Linked DNA regions of Homo sapiens: region 1 is linked to region 2. A link is a loop called in an ENCODE intact Hi-C map of the cell type or tissue named here. Cell type or tissue: PC-9. All regions are shown on one strand. Links, peaks and the distances in the headings refer to the core of each region. The heading gives the core; the rest is flanking DNA. Region 1 overlaps RXRA (retinoid X receptor alpha). Region 2 holds the start of RNU6ATAC (RNA, U6atac small nuclear).

Region 1 (10,191 bases), core at 1,085-9,084, 190 kb after region 2:
GCTGGCATCGCTCTCTGGCCCCCGCCTCGCCAGCTGCAGCCTTGGAAGGCCCTTTGCCCCTCCAAGCCTCAGTTTCCTTTTCTGTAAGGGGCATGGCTGTCCTCGCCCCCTGGGTGGTGGCTCAGAGCTGGACATGCTGTGAAGTAGCCACCTGCGTGGCGTGCTGGTGGCTGGGGTCCCCAGGGGCTGCCCGTGGGCGGTCAGCTCCATTCGGAGGCCTGTGGTTTCCGGCTAGTGTCTTCCTTCGGGCACAGCAGGCCCCAGACGATGCCGCATGAGGACTGTGTGGGCCTCTGTGCTGTGCCCTGTGCTGTGCTCACCCACACGGGGAGCCTGAGGCACTGCCCAGTGGGGCCTCCCTGGCCCAGCTCCACCCTGCCCTTCCCCACGGAGAAGCCAGCCTCCCCCGCAGGAGCAGCTCCATCTGGGGCATTCTCATGCCTTCTGCCGAGGTGGGTGGGGGTGGGGATTGGGCCAGTGGCTCTGCTTTCCTCCCCACCTGTCCCCACTGCACGAGGAGATGCATTCGAGGGGCTGAGCGGCTGAGCCTGGGGCCGGCCTGGCCTGGATGGTGCCTCCCCTGCCGCCTTGTCCTCATCTGTACCCAGGGCCAACGTCAGCACCTCGGCTGTGTGATGGTGTGGAGGCCACCTGTCCAGCACCCACAAGAGGCCCTGTGCCTCAGCAAGGGGGGGCTGAGCATCCCTCACCTGCCTAAGTGTCCTTTCCTATAACATGGAGCACCGGCCTCAGACTTCATGGGAAGTGCGTGTGGCCTCAAGGTACAAACACCGCATTGTGAGGAAGCGCTGGCTGCAGGGGGCTGAGCCCTCTGAATGCTTTGCTTAGGAAATCAGAATGTTGGGGCCCCCTTCTCCCACACAGGCCAGGCTTGGAGCCCGCAGAGTCTGAAGAGGTGGCAGGTCTGGGGCTAGGAGGCCCGGCGGGAAATCACAGGAGGCCTTGGGCGAGTGCCTGGCCCTGTGGGCTGCAGCGTCCTCCTCAGAGAAGGGGCAGTCGGGAGGTCACTCGAAAGGGGCCCTATGCCAGCAGCGGGCAGAGGGGAGGGCAAAGTGGTGGTCCCGGGCCCGGCAGGCTGGTTGTGAGGCAGGCTGGTCTCCAGTCCCTGCCTGCATTGCTCTGTTCCTCCAGACAGTCCTGACCCCAGCACCCTAAACTCTGCGTCTTCCCATGTGGGGAGCCCCAATAGGGCAGGGATCCTTCACCTCAGGAAACGCAATCCCTTCCCTGGCCTGTGAATATTTCATCAGCAGATTAAAAATTGAAGCTGAACCTCCCTGCTCCCCCGGGAGGGTGGAGGAGGGTGCCGGCTCCGTTTCAGGCCGGTTTGAGTATTTTTCTTGATAATGGAGCTGCGTCAATTAGAAAATGACATTGCTGGTTAAAATGCCGTTCTGCGGCCCTCTTTAATTAAGGCCGAGATGTAATAACCAATCCGCTGCTGCGAACTTGTTTTTAACCATCAGAACGCGAGGTGAATGACATGGAGTTGGGTTGATCAGAGGCGGGTGTGCGGGGCCTCGGAGAGATTTATGGAGGCCACGCAGCAGCTGCGGCTCTGGCGGGGCGTGGGGTGTGCCAGTGTGTGTTGGGTCAGATGGGTGCTCTGTTCTGTGTGCACGTGTGCGTGCATGTGGCATATGTGTGTTGGGACCAGAAGGGCCTGGGGGCTGAGGTTGAGAGTCCTACCAAGTTTGCCTGCATGGGTCATGGTGCTGGAGCCAGAGGGCGGCTCGGGGCAGCCCGGGGAGGGAGCGAGGCTGCACAGGCTGCGGGAGTCAGAGGCTGTCGAAGGCAGAGTCGGGCTGGGGTGCAGCAAGGGGAGGGTTCTGGGCATGGGATGAGGATGACAGCGCGGCCCAGGAGCCCCTGTGGGTTTGATGGTGCCTGATGAGATGAGGAAAGGGGCAGACTGACTCTGCGCCTCCTGGGGTGCCTGGAAAACCCTGTGGAGGTGCTTGGAGGGCGAGGGGAGGGGAGCAGGGAGGTGGTGTCTGGCCATCCCCTCAGGTGTCTGAAGGGTGAGTACGGGAAGGGGCTGCCTCGGGGACCCTGGATGAGTCTGGGGCATGAGGAAGCCGGAGGGGCCACAATCCTTCCCTGCTTCTGAGCAGGGGCCCTGCTCTAGGCCCCAGGTGGGCAGCACAGGACCTGGTGGGGCTGTCCTGCCCTCCCTGCCTCGCCCCTGCCCAGCAGTGGGCAGCAGTGGTCACCCGGCAGTGTGCAGACTGTGTGGGAACTGGCGTCTGTCCGGACCACCCAGCCTCCTGCTGGCCCCGCTTTCCTTTGGTGGGACTGAAGATGCACCCTGGCTGAGCCCTGCAGCTCCCGGGGTGCTGGCTTGACACAGAGGGTCAGCTGCCCCAAGGAAACGAGGTCAGGGCTTGCCTGGGACTATCTGGGGCGGGCAGTGTGGGGGCCAGCATGGGGCGGGCTCCACAGCTGACGGCTCGCATGCCTGTCTGGGCTGTGTTGGGTCTCGCTTGAGGTTGGAGCGGTCTCCCTTTGGGGACATCCAGGGCTCTTGGGTCTCTCTTTGGCAGGGAATCAGGAGCCCTGGAGACATGGGAGTTCTCTCCTGCTTCCTTGGTGTGAGGAAGTACGTCCTCAGCCTGCTCTTCTCTCCTTGGGGACACTTGGCCCTGCCTTCTGGTGCCCACTTGGAAAGCCAGCTGGGGGCTGTGACGTTTGTTGACACCCTCCCACCACCTGTGCTCTCTGGGCTGGCCTCTGGGGGTGCAGGCTGGGGGGATGAGCCACCCCAGGTACAGGGTCCCCTTCTGGAGGGGGGAGGAGGGGCTGGGGCTGCTGGTGTGGCTGGGAGGGGCAGGCCCATAACTGGGAGGTTCTGGGGCTTGAGGAAGAATCCCAACTTTTACTTTTGAAACAAGAGCAAACAGCAAATTGAGCTCTCCCGGCTGTGGAGGAGGTGGGCTTGTTTTCTTCGGTGGATTTCCTGGAGTCCTTCTCAGGGGTATCCCTGGTGTGCAGAGGTGGGATCTCTGATGGCCCATGGTTGTAGGAGGCCTTGGGCCAGCATACTGGAGAGTGGGAAGGCAGGTGGTCTGGGAAGGTGGTGAGTGCACATGTGTGCATGTGTGTGCACGGCCCCATGCATGTACACCGCACGTGTATGCACATTAAGCTGGTGTCCCGTCATGTGGCCCGGCCACAGGCATCCTTCACTTTGAGCAAACCGTCACTTACTTTCAAAGGCGTGTTCATTGCCCAGTGGTGCCCCAGCAGCTTCCACGGCCCCACGAGTCCACGAGCCCCTGTACCTCCAACACTGCTTCTCCCCACAGCTAGCGGGGAGGACGTTGGCAGCTTTTCTGCCTCCTCCTGCTTTCCCCAGGGTGGCAGGGCAGAGGTGCCCTTGGGGTGGGGGTGCCAGGCCCTGGCAGGCAGGAGAGGGAACTGCTGTCTCCTCATGCTACCCATGGGCCTGGTTGGCCTCCAGGCCTGGGATGTCCCGTTGGGGCCGTGCCTGTTGGGTGTGTACCTGACTTCAGGCTGAGAATCTGGTGGGACTCCAGCAGCCGTACTCATCCACGAGCCCTGCTGGCGGTGAGCTCGGACAGCCTGGCTGCATTTGGGGAACGTGTCCCCAAGGCTGGTGGTGATGGGACTGTGGGTGGATGAGAGCTAAGGGTGCCTGGTAGCTGTTCACTGCGGATGGAGGGGGCCACAAGCTCCTGGGGAAAGGGGGCAGAGGCAAAGACGGAGCCTAGACTTCACTGTTGCCACCATAAAATAACACTTAGGTCCATGCCTGGGAAAGCCTAGAGGTGCATTCCAGCCTTTGTGTCTCTTCTGACGGATGGGATGGGGTGCCTGGGTCCCAGCAGGCACCAGCAGGGAAGGTGGGTTGGTGGATTGGTGATGTCTGCAAGGAGGGCTGTGGGGCACTTCTGCGTGCCGAGTGCTCCCATCCTGGCCCTGCGGTCTCTGCGGCTAATCTAATGTCTCCCTTCTACCGGGAGCTTAGTACCGCAGCTGCGTGTGTTTTCACTGTGACTTCTGCAGAATTTTCTGCCCATACTGCTGGCTCTTCTGGGTCCCCCTCCTTGGACAGTGTTGGCGTGAGGAGGTGGTCGGTGCGTGTGTGGTGGTGGAACGAATGAACTCACCCGGGTTGGAGCCAGCCCCACACTGCCGTGGCTTAGTGGGTCTCACCTGGGCTGCCCATCAGGCACTATTGAAGATGAGGAGCTTTTAAGATTCCTGGTACCCAGGCCACACCCCAGACCCATCAGATCGGCAGCCGTGGGGGTGGTGCCTGGGCACCAGGGCTCCCTGGTGATTCTGTTGTGCCCCAGGGTGAGCCCTGCTGGTGGAGATGGCCTGGGCCGGGCATTCCCAGGGTTCCTCCTGCAGCTGTGCTGTGCACTGGCCTTCGCTGTAAGACTGAAATGTTCAGAGGCCGTGTTGTTGCTCGAAGTCTCAGATCTGGGCCAAACCTGCCTCCGCTGTCTTTGGCCCTCCAGGCTCCCCAGGCTGCAATTGTCCTCGTCCTGGATTTGCCTCTCCCCGTCCCATAGGCCTGTGCACTCCCAGTCCCCTAAGAGCCAGTGGAGCTGGCTTAGGGATGGAGGGACTGAGAAGCCACTGGGAAGCCGTGGTTGGGAGTCAGGGAGCCTGTCCTGGAGTTCTGGGGTGTCTGGAGCAGAGGGGCTCTGGGAGACTGCATGAGCAGGGCCTCTGGTCTAGAAGTGGTCAGGACCATGATCCCAGGAGGCATATACATCCCATCTCCTGCAGGGATGCGGTGGCTCAGCTCCAATTCTGCCCACGTTGGCTTTTGGGGTTCAAGGTGGGGCTGGGGCTGGGCCACCCCATCTCTGCAGGCACATCTCTGCTGGCGTTTGTCCTCACCTGTGGGAAATGCAGGCCCAGTTGTCAGAAGCTGTGCTGTGGGTGCCAGGTGTATGAGAAGTACCTAGTGTGCCTGGGCCCGGCATGGGCATCTCTGTGTCTCTTTGCGCTCCCCGGCCAGGCCAGGCACTGTTAACTGAACAGCAAACAGTAAAAAGCAGCCTGACCCTTGGACAGATCCCCCGACTCCTTCCCAGCTTCAGTTTCCTGATATGCTGGTCTCCGAAAAGCTGGGAGGGTGAACAGAGATGAAGCTGACAGAGCTCACCTGCAGCTCAGTCAGCGCCGGGAACTGCTAGTTGTTATTTTTGGTTACTTTTTCCTTGCCTGGGCTTCACTTCTCAGGGTGGGTTGGGAGGGAGAGGCAGTGGCTCAGAATTACAGTGGAGGGGTGGGGCAGTAGAGTCCGGCAGGGAGGGGCACCACTGTCCACAGACAGGTTTTCAAAGCTGCCCTCTGCAGCCAGGCTGAGGACCCAGAGGCCGGGGAGCTGTGTGCACCCCCGCTGGGTGGGGGAGGTCCTGGGCCTGCTCCTCTGGAGTGTTCAGCTTGGAACGCAGCCTTGCCACACGTTGGAGGCAGGTAGGGACCTGGCCCGTTGTGCAACCTGCAGCTGTGCAGGAGAATTCCTCCCAGGGCCCTGGGCTCACCCTGCCCTGGAGTCTGCATTTTTCGGAAAGCTCCGCAGGTACCCTCTCAGTGGGTCAGAGGCTTTGAGGAGGTCAGGGTCTGCGCCCAGGTGTCAGACAAGCCCTGGGGGAGGGCAGCTGAGGGGGTGGGGGGCAGCTCCCTGCCCTCGGGATGGCCGCTGGGCCCAGACTGCCAAGAGTAGCGGCAGGGAGGTGCTTCCACGACGCCCTCACTGTGGGATCTGGCTTGGGCCTGTCTCAGGCCAGGCCTCCTTTCCCTGGTGACCTGGAAAAGCATGGACTCTGCTGGCATGTCCTTCCCTCCTGCCCCTGCCAGGTGGAGCAGGGTGGGGCCTTTGGGGAAGCTGCCTCACCCTCACCTGGCTTCCTTGCCCCAGCCCTGCAAGGGAGGGGAACTGTGTCAGGCTCTCGTAGGTGACTCTCCCTGGGGGAGTTCTGGGGCCTTGGGTAGGTCACCTCATCAACCTCAGCCTTGCTCTCCTCATTGGTAAAAAGCGGGGAAGAGTTTCTACCTTGGATTTTGGTAAGGGGGAGCCATTGTTTAGCTCCCACCGGGAACACACCTGGGATGGCCTTGGGCTGGGGATTGCATGCTGGCCGGGCCGGGGAGCCAGGAGTTGCTGCCTGTGCTCCTGCAATGCCCACCAGGGCTTTCGGGGTATATAGAGCAGCACGGTCTGCGGGATGGAGGCCCTTCCTGCTGACACAGGAGGCTGGGGAAGGTCCGTGGCTGGAGAAGGTCCGTGCCTTGCCCAGAAGTGTGTCTTATCACCAAGAGATGGCCCGGTGCACTGAGCACCTACTGTATGCTAGCACTGCGGTGGCCGTCCTGCTCAGCGGCTCTTGGATTAGCCATCCTTGGCTGCCTGCAGGGGAGGACGAGTGTTCTCACCGTTGTCCTGCTATGGAGGGGAAGGTGACAAGCTTCTCTGGTGGCACCTGTGCCTCAAAGTGTTGGGAAAGGGTGGTTTTCCCAGGTGGGGGCCCCTGCCCTGCCCCAGCCTCACCCTGCCTGAGGCCCTGCTCAGCCACCACCCTCGATGGCCCTGGTAGAAAGTGTCTCCCGACACCTCCGCACCCTGCCTGTCTCCCAGCCTCAGCAGCCCTGGAGGTGGCCCAAGGCCCATGCCCATGCCCAGTGCTGGGCACCCCCAGGAAGCTCAGAGGCCCCCAGGCAGAGCCGGGGAGGCGTGAAGGCATAGCCAGGGCAGAAGCAGAACAAAAGAAAAGAAAAAAATCCACCCCCAAACCCACCCAGCCCACACCCTGAATCTCCTTATCTGTGTCTCCGCAGCCTGTTGCAATTGCCTGCTCTGAGTGGGTTGAGAAATTCGATGGAGCAGATAGTTGCCCAGGCACTGAGGCGTCTAGGGCGGTTGGACAGGTTTGGCTCCTGCCCCGGGTGGAGGGCCCTTCTCCAGAGCCCGGAGCAGAAACCTGGCCAGAGTTCGCTGCTGAGCGGGCTGCAGCCTCCCGCATCCTCACCTGGGCTCCCTGCAGGTTACTGGGAAAAGGGGACTTTCAGGGCCAGGGGCAGGGGATTGCACAGAGCTGATTCGCACCTTGGCCCCTCTGCTGTAGCCGCGTGAAGTCAGGCGCTTTGTGGGCCTCAGATTTCTCGCCTGTGCAGGGGGTTGGGGGATGTGGAGTTGGTGAGGTCCGTATGTCTACGAGGACTGTCCACGCCACGAGCACAGTGGGGGAGTCGTGGGTGGAGGGTGGGAGACCCCCAGACCTGAGTCAGCCCCTCAGAGAGCCTTGGCCCTGGGTTCGAGGCCAAGGGTTCGGCTGTGGTTTGTGCAGTCCCAAGCAGAAAGGCGAGGTCTTTGCTAGGGAATGCCCTGCTTAACCAGTCAGATATGTTACCCAGAACCTTCCAGAACACAAACATGCACCAGAGGTAAGCAGAATTGGCCACCCTCGGGGCAGAGCACCCGGGAAATTACGTGTTCTTAGAAAATTATGTGTAAATCACGGTTTCTTCATAAGTTTGTTTATTGGTTTTTCCCTGGCAACCTTCACACTGTCTGATCCTAGGGTGAGGCCATGGGGGCAGTCTACAGCGGACCCTGTGGGCAAGGGGAGGAGCCACAGCAGAGGAGGAGGAGGAGGAGGAGGGCAGCATCCCGCCTGGGGCCTGGGGTGCCCCCACAGAACACGGGGACATGGGATGAGAGGCGTACCCACTGTGCTCCCCGACATCCCTGCTGCTCGCTGGCCCGAGGGCTGGCTCCTGCAGCACCATCTCCACGGGAGGCCGTGGGCCGCTTCCAAGAGGGCTGCTGCTGGGTGTGCCACCCAGGCCCCGGCCACCTGCCGAGGACGGAGCCAGGCGTGAGCCCGTGCAGGACAGAGTGGAAACACCGAGTTCTGCCTGCACAGTCCTTGGGCCCTTGCTGGAGGGCTCTGGCTCACGAGCCAGGAGATGGGCACCAGTCCTGTTAGGCCGCCACCATCCACTTTCCTCCGGCAGCAGGCAGGCAGGCAGGCAGGCAGGAGCCACAGCTCAGGGCCAACAGGCCTCCCTCAGCCTGGGTAGGGTGGAGCTGGAGGGAGGGCTTCCTGGGGGAGGTAACAGGGAACATATGGGGAACAGCATATGCAAAGGCCCAGAGCTGGGAGAGTTCCGGGGCCTGTAATGGGGAGGTCAGTAGCTGAGCCTGTGCAGTCCTCAGAGGCCTTGTGCAGGGTCTGGACTTGGCCCTGTGGGTGCCACCCAGGAACTGACAAGGTCTTGTTCCAGAGACTTCCCCAGAGGTCTGGGACCTGCTTTCCAGGCTCCTGTTTGGATGCTGTTCCAGCCCAGCAGCACTGCCCTAGGCCCTGCCCTCCCCTCCCCGCCCCTCCCTGGTCGTCTGCAGGACTGGGCAGAGCCCCTGGACCCTGCCTGAGACAAGCAGTTTCCAGGGCAGGCCTGGGCCCCGGCTGGGGTCTCAATGGGGTGTGCTGGCTTTGGGAACGTTGGCAGGTCTGAGCCTGGCCTATGTAAGTGCTGCTTGCTCATGTGGGTGGTGAGGGCTGTGGGCAGAGGGCCAGGAGTCCCCGGGGCCTGCTGCTGGGCTCAGGGGAAGGGCAGGCGGAGCTCTGGGGCCAACAGCCCCACGTGGCAGGGGATTTTCATTAAGCGTTGCGCCCACTCCTACCCCATGCCCAGTTCTGGAAGGCTCAACAGGGTCCAGGGAGCATTCATGGAACAGCTGCTGGGGGCTGCCGTGTGGGAGAGGCCGAGAGGAAGGCCAGGGTGTAGCCAGGGGCGGAGGAAGCTTCCAGACCTGCTGTCTATAAAATTGAGGAAGGCAGAGGTGTTCTTCCTGCTTTTGGGGTCCCCTGCTCACATCTGAGGGCACGGAGAGTGAGATATAAAGAACACTCACTCCACTGAATAGCTGGGGAAATTGAGGCAGAGCCAGGGCCACCTGCCTTTGGGGTCCTCAGGCGTTGGCTGTGAGATGGGTGTGCTGCTGCCGCCGGCGGCTCTGAAGTGGGCTTCGAAAGCTTTGGAGGCCCCGGAGATAATTATCTGGCAATAACGAGCTAATTAATGGCTGCAGGTGTGCCCCAGCCCACCTCCCCTCCCTTCCCAGGCTCCATTCTGCCTCGTGCCTCCCACCCTTCCTCATCCTCTCCACCGGGTGCGCCCTCACCTCGGTGTGAACATCAATTCCATAAGTCATCGCATTATTCCTGGGGCACTGTGGCTTTGCCTGCTTGGAGGGTGAGGGTGCCCGCCTGGGGAGGGCTGGAAGGGGCTACCTTGACCTCCGGGGAGGGGTGTGACCTACCCCCTGCGGATCAGCCACCTGCATTGTTTTCCCTCCCTCCCTCCCTCTGCTGGATAAATAGCACACACAGGCTGAGGGCAGGGGAAGCGTGGCCCTGGAGCCACGTGTGGCCCTGGCGGGGTGGGGAGGTGACACGCAGCCCCGCCCCTCCCAGCAAGGATGTGGCCTGTCTGTCCTGGAAGGTCCTGGGTAGGCTCTGGGCCCTGGTCCCAGCCCGTTTCCCCCAGGGGCTTTGCTCCCGAGATTGTCCTGCCATGCTGGGCAGCCTGGTGGCTCTGGGTGGGCCTGGCCTGTGAGGGGATGGGGCCCTGGCAGCAGAGGCCTTTCCTTGCCCCACCTAGGAACAGGGAAGCTTCTGGAGCCGCGGGGGTCCCTGGGCTAGGGGTGTGTAGGACCGGGCGGGGAATGGAGCGGTAACCGGAGGGTGGAGGTGTGGCGTGCCCAGTGGGCCCACCCGGCACAGATGCCACCATGCTTTCGAGGCCGCTGAGGGGCCCCAGGGCTTTACCTAAGGCCCCCGCGATTGCTCTGTCCTGCCTGGGGTGGGCCAGGATCCCTGGGCAGGGCCTGGAAGCTGCCACCTGTCCTCAGTAGCCTCGGTGGGGGGCACTGGGCTGGGTGTCTGCCTTCCCTGGAGGCTGCACTGCCTGAGCCGGTGACAGGCTGCGGACTGGCCTGTCGGGCGGCAGGGCAGAGCGAGCAGGAAGCGCTGGTTCCTTCTCCATTTCCACCCCGCTGGTCACGGGAGCCTGCCGTGCCCAGGCCTGGGCTTGCCGACGCCTGGAGTTCTGGGTTCGAGCTCTGGCTCTGTTGTGGCTGCAGGCGAGGCCCATCCTTCCCCTGGTCCCGCCGCCTGCAGCCTC
Region 2 (10,191 bases), core at 1,289-9,288:
CTGAGGCTGGCTGCACCTGCTCTCTGAAGACGCCTTCCTCTCTAGGTTCATTGTTCAGTGTTGCTGGGGGCGGGGAACGGGGGTGGGGAGGTTCTTAGTTGCGAAGGAGCCAAGCTCCTGATGGACTTGCGTTGGGATGTGGGGGACACCTGTGGCATGGTAAGGCTCCCTGAGTCCCTTACTCCAGGTCAGATGCCAGTGGGACTCATGCGCCCTATGAGGGCTGCAGGGCCAGTGCTGCCCCTCGGACTCCTCGAGGGGTTGGGTGCTAAGCGCGAGCCTCGCCGTCCCTGCTGGAGCCCTCGCCTGCCTGCCCCTCTGCCTGTGCTCCTGGCAGTGTGGCTTCCCGGTGCTCACCTGCACAGCAGTTAACAGCAGAGGCCGAGCGGGAGCCTCTGGGGAGCGAGGCTGAAACCTGAACCTGCCCATGGAGACAGTTGTGGTGAGGGTTGCCACACACAGTGAGGGCGGAGCAGGGTGGCTGAGGGCACAGGTGCCTGGGTCTGTCCCACGGGGCAGGGCTTTGGGGCTGTGATGCTCTGGGAAGCCAGCTTGGGTCCTGGGTCTACAGAGGGCCCTGGCCCCGGAGCCCAGCCAGCTCTGCCTCTCTCAGGGCCTGGAGTCCTGGGGGAGCTCAGCCAGCTCTGCCTTTCTCAGGGCCTGGAGTCCTGGATGAATCCTGCAGGTTTTTGGTTGCACCGGCCCAGGGAGGAAGCGGGGGGTTTGTCAGGTGGGCTCTCCTGGAGGTCCTCGAGTGGCAGGGGTGAGGAGGGGATTATCTGAGGCATCTGGAGATGTATATCCTGTGGTTTCCCCTGCCCCTCTGTTTCCGATGAGGTGTACGGATGAGTGACCTGCACTAAGAAGTGAGTTGCCACAGTGAAAATGGGTTGGTTTTTGTCTTCGACGCTCAGGGTCTGGGCGCCTCGCATTTGCAGTCTGTTGTGACAGACACGGGGAGCTCCGCGTGCCAGCCTGTGGCTGCCCTGCTGTGGGGGTCCTGGGGCCGGCGAGGCCCCTTCAGTCTTGTTCTGGGGGGACGGCCCACTCCGGGGAGGGGGTGTGCTGTGCTGAGCGCTGTATCCCTGAATATAGTTTATTTTTTCTACATTTGAATTCTGTTGTAGATTTATGTAAAAATACATTCTTTTTGAAAATAAAAATTTTCATGTCTTCTAATTTAGTCTGGTGAGAATTTCTTAACTTAAAACGTAGCTGTCTCTGTGGGGTGGGAGGGCGGCCGCCCTGGGGCTTTGTCCCCGGTGGTGGGGGTGGTGTCTGGTGAGCCAGGGTGCCCCGCAGGACAGTCCTGGGTTTTTACAGTAACCTTAGGAAAGTCATCTATTTGTGCTAATTATTCTATGTATTTTGTATTGGTTTTTCCACTCTTAGGTATATACCTGTGTGCTAATTACTGACAGTGTTAGGCAGGTAGGCACGGATGAGGAGAGGTCCTCCAAAGTCCTGCTGCCACCACCATGCTGGGGCGTATCTTCCAGGATATGCGTTATAAACTAACAGGAGCTTTCAGATGTGAAGAGTGTGGCGCCCCCCAGTTTCCTGTCCCTGCTGCAGGAACTTCATCGTTGTTCATCGGCTCCTCCTGTTATTTCAGTACAAATCCCAGACATTCTACCATGTAAGTGGTGAACGCATGGTATCTCAAAACAAGTCTCCAGAAGCATTATTACCACAATGCCATTTTCATACCAAAAAAGTTCTCCAACCCCCTGCCTTTTTTTTTTTTTTTTTTTTTTTTTGAGATAGGGTCTTGCTCTGTTGCCCAGGCTGGAATACAGTGGTGTGATCATGACTTACTGCAGCCTCAACCTCTTGGACACGAGTGATCCTCCCACCTCAGCCTCCCAAGTAGCTGGGACCACAGGCACATGATATCATGCCTGTCTAATTCTTTTATTTTTGAGACAGGGTTTAACTCTGTCACCCAGGCTGGAGTGCAGTGGTGCCATCTCAGCTCACTGCAATCCCCACATCCCGGTTCAAGCGATTCTTGGGCCTAGCCTCCCGAGTAGCTGGGATTACAGGCCCGGCTATTTTGTGTATTTTTAGTAGAGTTGGGGTTTTGCCATGTTGGCCAGGCAGGCCAGCGAATTTTTGAATATTTTTATTGCAGAGACAGGGTCTCACTGTGGTGCCTAGGCGTGTCTCAAACTCCTGGCCTCCAGTGATCCACTTCTGCCTCCCAAAGTGCTGGGACTGCAGGCGTGAGCCATTGTACCCAGCCCCCCTAAAGTTATTTAATTGAATATCTGATGTTCAGATTTCCCGTTGTCTTAGTATGTTTTAAAAAATTGTGCCTGTGCACACATACACACACATACACACACATACACACGTCACATGCATGTGTACACATATATATGCATGTAGTGCACACCTGTACATGGGTGCACACAAGTACATTTGTGCAGCAAACCACAGCATGTGTATGTGTATGTGTATGTAGATGTACCTGCAAGGTATGTGTGCATAGGGTATGTGTGTGCACATGCACAAATGCATGCATACACATGTATGCTTGTGTATGGAATCAGGAACCAGACAAGGTCTTCACCTGCATCTGGTTAGTTTACTAGCTGTTTTTTTTTTTTTTTTTGGAGACGTCTTGTTCTTGCCCAGGCTGGAGTGTAGTGGCACGACCTCAGCTCACTGCAACCTCTGCCTCCCAGGTTCAGGTGATTCTCCTGCCTCAGCCTCCTGAGTAGCTGGGACTACAGACCCCCACCCACCACGCCCATCTAATTTTTGTATTTTTAGCAGAGATGGGGTTTCACCATGCTGCCAGGCTGGTCTCGAACTCTTGATCTCAAGTGCTCCGCCTGCCTTGGCCTCCCAAAGTTCTGGGATTACAGGCGTGAGCCACTGAGCCCGGTCCCTCGAGTCTTTTTAAATCGCCAGGTCCTCCCTCTTTTTTCTGTGCCATGTATCGTTGAAACCAGGTCGTTTATCTTGTGGCCTCCTGGTCTGGTTTTGCTGAGTGCGTCTCCGTGGGGCTGTTCAGCATCTTCCTGTCTCCTGTGTTCCCTGTAACCTGGCAGTGGGGGAGGCAGCCGGCCATGCTCCATGCACCCACCACGGTGGGTGGTGCTGTGTGCGTGTTCAAACAGCTGACTCATTAGCAGATTGGTTTTATTTGATAAACATCTTTCCAGTCCTTACTTGAGTCCTATGTTAAAAAACATACAGGAGTTTGTGCCTATGACAGACGTGATGCACGGGGACACACAGGCCAGGCGAATGCTCTCATCACGCTTGCCATTCTCACTCTCTGGGGTGCCTTTCTGGTGGTTTCCATCTATGGGAAACCATGCACAGGTGGGGTCTATCTGTGTCATTTAGGAAAACAAGCTGTGTGGCACATCCTGGCACATCCTGCTCTTCAGCCCATGAAGGAAGCTCTCAAAACACTGCGGTGGGGTAAGGTGTTGGCAGTGTGGATTCACCGTCCCAGCAAGGAGCTACCTTAGGGTCAAGGATGAGTTCTGAGAAATAGGAGAAAAGAAAGACTCAGTGAAGAGGAGAATCAGGTATGGTTACCCAGAGGAAGGGCAGAGGATGCTGAATCCCAGTAGAGTGATGCCCGCTCCTGGGCTGTGGGCTGAGATGGCATTTCATGCCCTTGGGGGAGACCCTGACCCTCACCACCAAGCCCGACAGGTGTGGTGGAGCAGGGGGTGCAGGTACTGTTAAAGGTGAGATCCACTTGGCAAAGATTTTATGTAACTCAACTAATGAGGGGACCTGTAAGATGTTACAACCGCTTGAAAGTACCACACTTACGCAGGGAAACGAATGCTAAGACAAATTGCAAATAGATTCAAACTGGCAAAAGGTCAAAATCCACAGTAATAATCACATCCCACTGGGCAGGCACATTGAGCTTCCTACGATTTCGAGCTGTGAACAATGAACAGCAAAGAGCAAAGGTGGAGAGGACCTGGATGGCTGCTTAGACTCCTTAGGTTGAGCAAAGGGTTTTTTCCTTATGCCTATTTCAAGGTCTCTCTGTTTTTCCTGATAGTCGACTCTTCTGTCAAAAGCTTGGTGAGCAGGAGGGAGGGTTCCCATAAGGTCTTTTGGGGAGGGAAATACCAGAATATGGGGTGACCCCGAGGGGAGGGGCTCTAACAGATGAAGGCCGCTTGGTAGCTTCATTGTCGGGGTGCAGGGGGCGAGCTGGGCTGCGGTTTCCAGCCTCCAGGCTGAGCCCTCACCTGGATCGGCCCACTCTCTCCTAAGGGATGCAGCCAGGCTGTGGCTTTAACGTGGCTGGTGTGCTGACTGCGCAGTCCTGAGCCCTGGAGCGGCGCGCACTTGGCCTGCCTATTTTCCACATCCCAGGCCTCAGTGCCGGGCCCTCCAGCTCCCGGGGCCTGCGCCTCCCGCAGCCTTGGCTGTTTCAGCAGGTGGCACCGCGTCCTTCCCCGGAGGGGGACTGACACCCTGCAGTTACCCCTGACCCTGCCCTCCACGGCTGTTGGCACATCTTCTCCAGAACCCAGGGCTCTCAGCCCCTCCATGGTGCCCGCACCCGGCCTCCGGCCTCGCCCCGCCGCAGCCGCGAAGGTCTTCCCGCTGCCATCCTTGCCCGCTGGGCTGTTCTCAGCGTGGCCGCCAGGGATGTCCTTTGAGCTCATTCGGTCCCGTCCCTCCCCTGCGGGAGGTTCTCCAAGGTCTCGCCCTTGCCGAGGGTCGAAGCTCAGGTCCTTGCACAGGTCCCTGGGGCCCCGGGCCAAACGGGTCGTCCCCTGATCCCTCTCCTGGCCCCTGGCTCCCCTCCAGCCCCGGGACCTTGCGGGGCCCTCCCTGCGTCTCAGGGCTCCGAGGTCCTCGCGCCGCCTTGGATCTGGACTTGGGTGTGGACCTCCCCGTCCGCCCTGCTCGCTGGAGCGGGTCTCCACGGGGCTCGGGGCGGAGGCTGTGGAATGGCCGGGAATGCGCTCCGGCCGGGCAGCGGCTTCGCTCGGTAGCTGCCGTATCTCCGGGCCGTGCCCAGTGCTTAGTTTTCTGTGAATGAATCAATGTTGAGCGGAAACTTCCGTCAGGCTTTGAACCAGGCCCTGAACGTTTGCGATGCTAGGGACGCGCCCGTCAACCCGCCGAGCCGCCCTGTGCCTCATGCGGCGACCGAGGCGCCCTCGGGAGACGGGCCCTGTCGGGTGTCGAGACGCGAACACGACCCAATGCCAAGAACGGGCGGTGAAGATGAACGGAAAAGCCCCAAGCAGCGGCGGAACGGCGCGCCCGTGCACAAGTGCGACCCGCGCCCGTGTCCCAAGGAAAGAAGATAAAAGATAAAACGAAAAATGCCCCGGGGCTTTGCGGTGACTCACGCCTGTAATCCCCGCACTTTGGGAGGCCGAAGCGGGCGGATCACCTGAGGTCAGGAGTTCAAGACCAGCCTGGCCAACATAGCGAAACCTCGTCTCTACTAAAATTACAAAAAAATTAGTCGGGCGTGGTGGCGCGCGCCTGTAATCCCAGCTACTCGGGAGGCTGAGGCAGGAAAATCGCTTGAATCCAGGGGGTGCAGGTTGTAGTGAGCCGAGATCGCGCCATTGCACTCCAGTCTGGGCGACAGAATAAGACTCCGTCTGAAGAAAAATAAAAAACAAAACACCAAAAAAAAAAAAACGATGGTTAGATGCCACGAAGTAGGTGGCAATGCCTTAACCGTATGCGTGTTGTCAGGCCCGAGGGCCTCTTCCATCCTTGTCAAGGGGAGTGCTAACCTTCTCTCCTTTCATACAACACGCCTCGGCTTCCCTGCGCACTTTATTTAAGGACGAAAGCTCCACTCGCCTTTCGGTGAGGGTGACTTCTTGTTCGCTATCCATGGAGGTACATTTATAAAAATGTCACGGTTCAGTGGGAAACCACAAATGTTCGCATTCAATTAATCGTCTTTTTTAAAATTTGAACGTGTAAGAAAAAAATCTACCACTTTTCGTGCCCTAATATATTCATAAAAGTAGCCAATTAGAAGCTGAGGGGAACAAACGGAAGTCCCGAGCGTCCTTCAGAGAAGTAGATTCCCCCGGAAACAAAACAGGGCGGGCGCGCACCTCCTGCGGCGACACGCCTAGCAGACGGCGGAAGGCGGGAAGAACTGTCTACGGAAGTGGAAGGTTGGTAACGAATCAGAGAACAAGGATCGGAAGATCCGTTCCACGGACTTCCGGACGCGGCCCTGCCCCGGGAACTGCGGGTGTTCAGGACCCTGTGGTGCGCGGGACGCCGCCCGCGCATGCGCCGCGCCGGCTCAGCCCCGTTTTCGCAAGCTCTGCGTGGTCTTGGGTGGCGAGTTCGAGCCTTAGAACGGCCGAGTGCCCTGGAACCGGTTTCGGCTCTGGCGTCCTCGCGTGTCCTCCGGCTCCAGGTTACAACGTCAGTATTGGCGCCTTGGCGCGGTCCCGTCCTGCTCTCGTCCTCCGTTCCGTGGACCCCGGGGCTGTTCTGGCGCCTCGCAGGCCGGGCCCCTCCCATCGACTCGATGGGCAGGGCTCTGCGAGGCTCGGGGACCGGGGACGCGCGGCCTTCCTGACAAGGAGCCCGAGGGTCTGCACAGCCTGGGGCACCACCCGGCCTGGTGAGGATGATCGCTGTGCGCGCGATGCACATGCGCCCTCAACACCTCTGCACATTCATGCACGTGTCCATACATGGGTGCACACACGTCCTTACACGTATGTACATACGCATGTGTACACACGCCCATGTCTACACGCGCACATGTCTGCACACGAGTCACACGTGCAAGTGCACGCATGGATGGTGGACACGCGTTTACACACGTGAATATGTGTATACACATGCAGACACATGTGCCTGCCCACATGGATGTGTGCACAAACAAGCACAGAGGTCCTCAGTGGCTCACTCCTGGTGGCCGTGTGCTGTGGGCTGGGAATGGCCATACTCATTTCTCAGAGCTTTTGAGTTGTGTGTGTTTCCAGTTGTGCATATTAATTAGAAAAAACAAAAGTGAATTTGTAGGTTAAGGCAGGTCCTTAAGTTTCCTTAATTTCCTCTCCCTGGAGACCTGGCAGGCTGGGCCGGGCACTGCTGCGGAAGGCCAGCCGCACCCTGAGTCAGGTCTTCTCCAGAAGGTTCAGGGCAAGCTCTGGATTACAGATAGGAAACCAAATGCATGAGGAAGGCACTGCTCACCCTGCAATGACGGTCAAGGTGTGGGGTGGGGAGCAGCAGCCTGGAGGTCAGAGCCAGGACCTTGGGGGCTGAGAGTGGTGTGCTTGCCTGGTGATCTTCAGCAATGGGAGGCCTGGTGTCACCCTGGGGCCCAGACTGTGAAGGACTGGTGGCTTTGGGGATCTGCGTGATCCAGGGGGCCCAAGCATCTGCCCAGCCGGCATTCTGTGCACTGCCCACCTGCCTGTGTTGTCAACGAGGACGGGGTTTGCTAAAATGCAGATTCTTGCCTCTTCCCTAGTCTGAGTCCAGGGTCTGTGGTCAGGCCTGGGAATCTGTATTCATTGAGGCCCTTTGGGTCCCGCCATCATAGCAGCCTGTCTTTACTTTGGGTGGAGGTCGGAGGTCTGCACATCACCCAGGAGGCTTACCAGTGGTAACCCAAGAAGAGGGAAGATGGCAAGAGGGTCTTTGCAGGGTTGGGAGGGCAAGGATGGAAGGACCTGGGAGGCCACAGCACCCTCTCGGACTTGGCGCAGAACCCGTGGAAACAGCCTGCGATGCACGGATGGAGGTGGCTTTGCCCTGTGTCTGCTGGTGCCTCTGGAACTCCGGCTCTGACAGACGCTGCGTCTCCTGCTGACTGCTGCATCCCAAGATGAGCCCAGCGCTTGCACACAGGGCGTCCCAAAGTGTTTGTTGAACAAAGGCATGATCAGTGTTGGTATTGCCCTGAGACTCATGCCCTCAGCCCCGATTCGGGCACATGGCTCATGTCAACCGCTGGAAGTCCCTCTGGGGCCCACAAATGTCTCTAGACCACAGGAAGAGTCGGCCTGGCTCCATGTGCCTGGCGCCTGGGGCAGAAAGGTGGACGGGGCAATCAGAGTGGTCACCATCGGGGAGTACACTTTGCACTCCACTCGAGTCTCCAGGGATATAACTCACTGGATCCTAAGTCTCACTTTCTGAGGGCCGTTCTTAGAGTCTCCTGTATGAAATCAGGCTACATCCAGAGAAAGTTCCAGAAATAAGAAAAGATGAGATCGCCTACTGACCCTCCCATTTTTTGCACACGGACACTGAGGGAGGGGAGGAACTTGCTCAAGGGCACCACACAATTTTTTTTTGAGATGGAGTCTCAAAGATGGAGAATTCCTCCAACCATGAGGAATTTGAACGCTTATCCCGAATAGTGGAAAATGAACGTCTCATGGAGTTAGGGCCTGTCACCACCTGGGGATCTACAGTCAGACATGGCATAGAGGATGCCCTCCCAGATCCCGCTCTGTCTCCCAGACTGGAGTGCAGTAGTGCCACCTTGGCTCACTGCAACCTCCGTCTTCCGGATTCAAGCGATTCTCTGGCCTTAGCCTCCTGAGTAGATGGGATTACAGGCGCACACCACCACACCCGGCTAATTTTGTATTTTTACTAGAGATGGGGCTTCACCATGTTGGCCAGGCTGGTCTTGAACTCCTGACCTCAAGTGATCCACCTGCCTCAGTCTCCCAAAGTGCTGGGATCACAGGCATGAGCCAACATACCCAGCCCACCCCATGAGTTATTGCTAGAGTGGTGGGGTAGGGACCCGGCCCCCAGCTCTCAGTGCTGGACATGGGCAGGGTGGGCATGGGTTCCCTTCCAGCCCTGGCAGAGCCCTGGACCATGCGTGCTTTTCCCCTCAAGTGTCGAGGCAGGCAGGGCTGCTGCATAGAATACAAGATGCCCCATTGAGATGGAATCTCAGACAAATGAGTCATGTTTTACTGTAAGCATATCCCAAATATTTCATGGGACACACTTATACTAAAACTTATTCATTGTTTATCTGAGCTTCAAATGTAGTGGAGTGCCCTGTATTTTTATTTGCTAAATTTGGCAGCCCTAGTAACGGGAGCTGGAAGGCTTTTGTTATTTGCCCTCAAGCAGCATTTCCTGGCATTGGCTTCAGTGACCAGTTGTCTCTTGAAATGTCCCATGGACAGAAGGGAAGAAAACTGGGAAATACTGTGTTAAATAAACTTGCACAATTCCTTTTTTTTTTTCTTTAAAGAAAAGCCTAGCCGGGCGTGGTGGCTCACACCTGTAATCCCAGCACTTTGGGAGGCCAAGAAGGGCGGCTCACAAGGTCAGGAGTTTGAGACTATCCTGGCCAATGTGTTGAAACCCCATCTCTACTAAAAATAAAAAAATTAGCTGGGTGTGGTGTCGGGTGCCTGTAATCCCAGCTACTTGGGAGGCTGAGGCAGGAGAATTGCTTGAACCCAGGCGGGAGGTTGCAGTGAGCTGAGATCACGCCGCTGCACTCCAGCCTGGGCAACAGAGTGAGACTCCGTCTCAAAAAAAAAGAAAAGAAAAGAAAAGAAAAAAGCCTATTAGTTGGCAGGAGGGCTTATGAAAATGAGGCCTGGGGGATGTGTCATTTACTCAACTGTCTTGGCTAATGGGATCTCTAGGCTGGTGAGGTTGCGTTCTGTGTTTTTTTTTTTTTTTTTTTTTTTTTTTGAGACGGTGTCTCGCTCTGTTGCTGAGGGTGGAGTGCAGTGGTGCGATCTCGGCTCGCTGCAACCTCTGCCTCCCAGGTTCAAGCAATTCTCATGCCTCAGCCTCCAGAGTAGCTGGGATTACAGGCATGTGCCACCATGCCCAGCTACTTTTTTGTGTTTTTTCTAGAGACAGGATTTCACCATGTTGGCCAGGTTGGTCTCGAACTCCTGACCTCGAGTGATCCGCCCACCTTGGCCTCCCAGAGTGCTGGGATTATAGGCGTGAGGCACCGCTCCTGGCTGTGTTCTATGTTCTGTAAAGGAAAACAGTGCAGGTAGGAGAAAAGAGGGGCCTGGGAAGGGAAGAAAACAGCAGGGAAGAGGAGGGCTGAAGACAGAGCAGGAGGAAGGCTGAGTGGCTTTAGCTCTTTGGCCTAACCCAGACCAGTCAGAGTTCACTCTGGGCACCTCCCAGTGGCAGCCACTTGATTTGCAGGCAAAGAGCTTGGAGACCGGCTCTGCAAATTCAGCC

The links. Hi-C counts contacts between places; a loop is a spot of excess contacts. Peaks named below come from ENCODE experiments on the same cell type or tissue, not always from the same donor. Only the 100,000 strongest peaks of a DNase experiment are listed, where the experiment ranks them.
Region 1: it touches region 2 in a loop (5-fold over the local background); 5 of 110 quality-filtered maps call a loop at or near these places.

What each region holds. Positions count from the first base shown.
Region 1 is chr9:134,350,289-134,360,479 of GRCh38, forward strand. The region is part of intron 1 of RXRA (retinoid X receptor alpha); the gene reads left to right. Among named protein-coding and RNA genes, the nearest start is that of MIR4669, 24 kb to the right of the region's middle. RefSeq lists enhancers at 1-405, 406-1,191, 1,192-1,978, 1,979-2,763. In PC-9, for the core only: a CTCF peak has its summit at 5,909; DNase peaks (open chromatin) are centred at 5,473, 5,823, 6,873, 7,493 and 2 weaker places; H3K4me3 peaks cover 4,594 bases; H3K27ac peaks cover 5,524 bases.
Region 2 is chr9:134,158,790-134,168,980 of GRCh38, forward strand. RNU6ATAC (RNA, U6atac small nuclear) reads right to left here and starts at 5,775; the gene lies at 5,650-5,775. LOC124902297 (a long non-coding RNA gene) reads right to left here. Exons shown (of 2, transcript XR_007061834.1): 2 at 5,649-9,973. WDR5 (WD repeat domain 5) reads left to right here. Exons shown (of 14, transcript NM_017588.3): 14 at 1-1,179. RefSeq lists enhancers at 4,792-5,757, 5,172-5,411. In PC-9, for the core only: a CTCF peak has its summit at 4,664; DNase peaks (open chromatin) are centred at 5,302 and 5,609.